Linked DNA regions of Homo sapiens: region 1 is linked to region 2. The links are chromatin loops, found by intact Hi-C in ENCODE. Cell type or tissue: gastrocnemius medialis. All regions are shown on one strand. Region 1 overlaps NAMA (non-protein coding RNA, associated with MAP kinase pathway and growth arrest). Region 2 overlaps LOC107987011 (a long non-coding RNA gene).

Evidence for each region. Peaks named below come from ENCODE experiments on the same cell type or tissue, not always from the same donor. Only the 100,000 strongest peaks of a DNase experiment are listed, where the experiment ranks them.
Region 1: a loop joins it to region 2, with 5 times the contacts of the local background. A loop is called at or near these places in 19 of 110 quality-filtered maps.

Annotation. Positions count from the first base shown.
Region 1 is chr9:99,367,052-99,369,551 of GRCh38, forward strand. It overlaps NAMA (non-protein coding RNA, associated with MAP kinase pathway and growth arrest), which reads right to left. Exons shown (of 6, transcript NR_102271.1): 4 at 610-757. The region is part of intron 2 of LOC124902232 (a long non-coding RNA gene); the gene reads left to right. Among named protein-coding and RNA genes, the nearest start is that of NAMA, 7.0 kb to the right of the region's middle. RefSeq lists enhancers at 1,502-1,551, 2,038-2,500. In gastrocnemius medialis, no CTCF peak of the experiment used is centred here; DNase peaks (open chromatin) are centred at 599, 1,480, 2,080 and 2,390; H3K4me3 peaks cover 918 bases; H3K27ac peaks cover 2,500 bases.
Region 2 is chr9:99,444,101-99,446,600 of GRCh38, forward strand. All of the region lies in intron 2 of LOC107987011 (a long non-coding RNA gene), which reads right to left. Among named protein-coding and RNA genes, the nearest start is that of NAMA, 70 kb to the left of the region's middle. In gastrocnemius medialis, no CTCF peak of the experiment used is centred here; DNase peaks (open chromatin) are centred at 1,401 and 1,661; H3K27ac peaks cover 1,419 bases.

The DNA.
Region 1 (2,500 bases), 77 kb before region 2:
ATTTTAAAGGCTTGAATATGGGGACTCAGGGGGCATTTGGTTCCCACATGTTTAATGACACTTTCAGAAACTAGGCTACAGAGGGAAGTACATCCTACGATGGGCTCTGTATTCTGTTTCCAGCACAGTCTGATGTGGATTCAAATCTCAGCTCTCCTCTCTCAAAAATGCAGTAAGCTATAATCCAAATTGACTGTTGGGAGGAAAAACATGGGATTTGACAACATGGGGTTTCTCTGGGACCCTTTAGTGCCCACAAGGCCTTTTCTGGTGTCCTTTTTAGATTCTGACATGTCTGTATTTCAGATGACTCATCAACTGAAGAAGTAGACCAAGGAAGTGCAGATGGGGTTCTGAGGTGGGAAAGGTCTCTTCTCATTGGGGTGGGAGGGTGAGGAGAGGAGCAGAACGAGGGAAAGAAAATAACAGAAACAGTGTTAATGAAGATTGCTGATTTTTTAGAGAGCCGAAAAAGTAACAATGGGGGAGGTCTGAGATTTGGGGCCAGCATGCAGTTGGTAGCCAGACACATAGATTTAAGTCCCAGCACAGCCACTTACCAGCTAAGTGAGGCCAGTCCCGGATCTCTGTGGGCCTCAATCTCCTCACCTGAAACCTGGTGCAGGCAGGACCACCCCTTCGCTCCGTTGTCAAGGTCCAGATGTCCCTGGTGTCCAACAGGGCTTGACTACAGCAGGCACTTAATATGTGCTAACTCCGTGCATCCCCCCTCCTTTTTCCTAAGTGGATTATGAATCTAGGAAATATGAAACCTCCTTTCACCCAAACAAAAACTCTGTCATCTTAGACAAATCTGATAAAATTAATATTTAAGTTGAAAAAGTGTTCTGCATGAATGATGACCCCATTGACTTATTTTCCTCTGACCTTGCTCACCACCCCTTCCCCAACACACACACACACACACACACACACACACACACACACACACACACACACACACTCTCCTCTCCCACCAATAAAACTAGACTGGCATGAGGAGAAAAGGCCAGGCTGTCATGATCCCAGCATCCTGCCCACATAAACTTGGAGGCAGAACAGGCCCATATGGAGCCTCTGGGGACTGGGGTCTCTGCTGGTCCCCACAGTAGGTGCCAAGAACAGTTCACAGCCCAGCACGTGGCCGCACTGCCCACTCTGCTCCGTGAGGACAGGGCCTCGCTGTCCCCTGAAGGACTCTGGCAAAATAGCCTGCCAAAGACCTCAATCTGATTAAAGAAAGGAAGGACATTGGAGAAAGGAAGAAATAAACGAAAGAAAAATGATGGAGAGAAGGGGAGAGAGAGAAGGAGAGAGGCCCGGTACAAGTGTGAAATCAGAAGAACAGACTGAGGATGGTGAGATGCATGTGAACAGTGTGACGTGGGCAACCCCCACAAATAGACCTTCTGTTAAAAATAGCCTTTGTCTAAATGTGGAAAGGGTGTAAATATAGTAGCGGTTTCGGCTTACTACGGAGCCGCCCCTGCTCCAAGTAACAGAGGCTTATTATAGGAAGCGTGCGTCAGCAGCGGGAGGGGAGGAGAGGGATAGAGAAGCCCCGGGCCGTGGGTACAGTACCCCCCAGCAGGAGGGGGGTCAGCCAGCCAGCGTAGCCCTATTGGGGGCAAGCGGCCCGGATGGCTCTGAAACGCTCTCACAGAGTTCCTCTGGGCAGAAAACTCTAGCCGAGCTGTGGGAGGAAAGGAGGAAGGAAGGGATCGCTGTGCTGAAAAGGATCTAGCCTTGTCTCGGCGATGCCGCTCACTTTCATCTGGGATTTCAGCAGGCATTGCGTCCTGTGTGCAGCAGGCTGCTCGCTCCTGGACACCGCAGGAAGTTTTCAAAGGAACCCCCTGGAACGACCAGCCTGCAGGCAAGCCGGTTTCCTCAGCCCTGAGCACAGAGGACAAACGTCTAGAAAATCAGTGGAAAGTGCCGGAAAGGAGTTTGATTCAAGTTTTTTGTTTTTGTTTTTGTTTTTAAGACCGGGTTTTCATGTCTGTGTCTCTGGTATCACGTGCTAAGTAGGTGCCTGGGGCACAGTGGCGGGACTCCTGAGCTGGACAGCTGGGAGTTGCTGCAGGCGCTGCCTTCCAGTATGATGCATGACCAAGGCAACAAAACTGTTTTGGGAAGCTCACTGCTCTGCTTTCTGCAGCTACAGAGATGGCCAAGGGTTGAGTGCCCATGTGGGTGTTAAGACCTACTCCTGCCTGTGTGTCTCCCCTCCAAGCCTTTGGGGGCCCTCATTATCCCCTAGTCTGTCACCCTTTAACCCAGTGCCCTCTCCTCCCAGCCCAGGACATGTGCATGCATGCATCACTATCCACACATACGCCCAACACACATACATGCACTCATGCACACCCACATTCAATTCGGGCCCTGCGGCCCTTTCCAGCAGTAGCCCTCACACTAGCGGCCCTGGCGTCCCACCCTGGCCCTGCGCTCTCATGGAGTCCCTTCATCTGCTCTGCCCCTGCCCTCTGGCTCATCA
Region 2 (2,500 bases):
ATAATATCTAGAGAAATAAGTAAATAAATTTGAAGGAGATGATTTATTATTGAAACACTGGGCTCATTTTTGCCCTAATATAGCAGTGTATCTTGATTAAAGAAAAATCCAAATTATGGGAATTTCATTTTCCAAACAAGTCACAATTAACACTGGAAAATCAAAAGCTGGCTCCAGTCTGCAGCGATAATTTTCTTTAGTCCATATATATATATATTTTTTGGATACCAATTGAATCTTTCCCACCCCATGCTCCCACAAAAAAAAAAAATCAGACATACAAATCACAGAAATTGTTGGCCTTTTTGAAGTATGCTACAGCCTCATTTCTTTCCATTCTTACTGCCAGCACCTATTACAAACCATTATCCTCTCTTCTCTGAATTGTCTCAAAAACCTCCTAGCTGATCTCCATGCACCTGTTCTTATGCTCCTCTCACGTCAACACTGCAAGTAAAGTGATTTTTTAAAAAACACGATCTGATCTTGTTTCACGCTTGCTTAAACCCTCTCTGTGGCCTCTCATGCTCTTAGATTAACCCAATTCTTTAACATGGGCCAGAGGCTTCGCAGGATTTGGCCCTGCCTGACTCTGCTTCCAGTCACTCTTGTCCTTGCTCACACTAACACTTTCCCATTTCAGAACCTTTGCACATTCTAATTCCTCTGCCTGGAAAATTCTACCTTTACCCTCACCTAGCTAACTCCTGCTCCCCATCAGGTCTCAGCTTTCATGTCACTTCCTTGGAGAAGACCCCATGCTCTTCCAGGCCCTGCAACACACTTGTAATTGCTTTGTCAACATCCATCATCCCACCAGACTATACGTTGCTTGAGGCCAGACTTGATATCTATCTGGTCTGCAGCCCTATGTTCAATGCCTAGCCCAGTGCCTGATGCACACTGTGTTTTACCAGCTCAAAGATGCATATTTTTTCCTATTTTTACAAATTTGAAATCAGGATCCATCTTTCAATCATTCATATGTCATAGTTTATTTGGCAGCATTTTTCTTTCCTAGTGTGGGTGAAATAATTGTGTATCTTACAATCAGAAGTATCTTACATTTAAAGAAATGGTGGCTGCCAAATGAATGACTACCTGTAATGAAAATGCCAGTAGTTCCTTTTTTTGTGTGTGTGTGCCTGAACACAGAAATTCTACTACTTATGAATGGCTGGGTTCTGAAAGGCAGTTTGCAAGCAGCGAAGCTAGAGAGCCAGCTGCTGGTTTCCTCCATTGGTAGTGGGTGGCATCGATTTGTCTTTACTCTAGTACTAGCTAGACATTATGCATGTTGGACGTTCACAGGGAGAGGAATGTTGTATCTGGGACAACTCATGCAAGCTCCTGCCTGCTGCTCTGGTGTCTGCTGATTCAACTTCTGTCAACACAATTCCATGTCCCAACCACTGCTGTCAGCACCTCCCCTGCCAAAGCTGATGTCACATCAGCTGCCCCAGCTCAGATCAGCTCCCCCATCACTGTCCTCCTTACACGCCAAATAGCTGTTTCTCCTGGCCAGCTGAACAGAGCAGTCCTTTGGTGTTCAGAAGACATCTTTCTCTATCATATATTCAGATGCCTATGTTGGGAATGCAGCCAAAGCCCTGAGAGAGAAGCAAGGTGCTACAGAGTGCTTGATCACTCATCACATTCCCGCCTTGACCATTGGTCCAGAGCCCTGAGGCTACCGGAATGGGTGAATCACTTCTTCTTGGAATCCCAGCATAACTCTGGGGCAATTCTAACAGAGAAGCAGCTATATATAGGGCCCAATACCTTCCAGTTTTGTCTTTTACATAAAACATTAGCTTGTTTTTCCCCCTTCTTAGGAATCAGCTTTTCCTCTGATGGAGGTTGTTTCACTCTGACCTTATCCTGAGAAAACTCCCTCCTTATCTGTGGGCATGTCTTGACTCTAGCAGAAGTAGACATAAGTAGAGCGGGTTTGTTCATTGACTGTGGCCTTTGATAAGTTGCATCCATGATAGACGAGGCTGCTATTTCTGGGTGTCCGCCCCCATCATTACCCATGCCCGGGGCTTTACAAAATAGCTGGGTTGAATCACACTGACAGAATCTTTTAGTCACTTTCAATTCTGCCAAGGAAATATAGGCATGAGCTTTCAGATTCTAAATTAACTTTGATTCCTACCAGATCCCAGTCCCTTTTAGGTCACAAAGCATCTGAAAACTCAGTTGAACACTTTCATTTAAAAAAAGGAAAGAGAACAGATAAGGGATAAATAATTGAAGCCAATAAAGGATTAAGATCTATGTCAAATAAAGATTTTATCCAAAATGTAAGAAAAACGGAGATCCCAATAAACTATTGAGATCTGTCCAAACTTTCCAACCCTGAATGGAAGCCAAGACAGAAATATCCAGTTAAAGGGGTCACTGAAATGTGGTTGGCTGAGGACTTTCCCCTCAAGAGCAGCTCATCCTGGCATTAGGAAGCTGGGCTGAACAAGGAGCCACATGTGGATTTGAATCC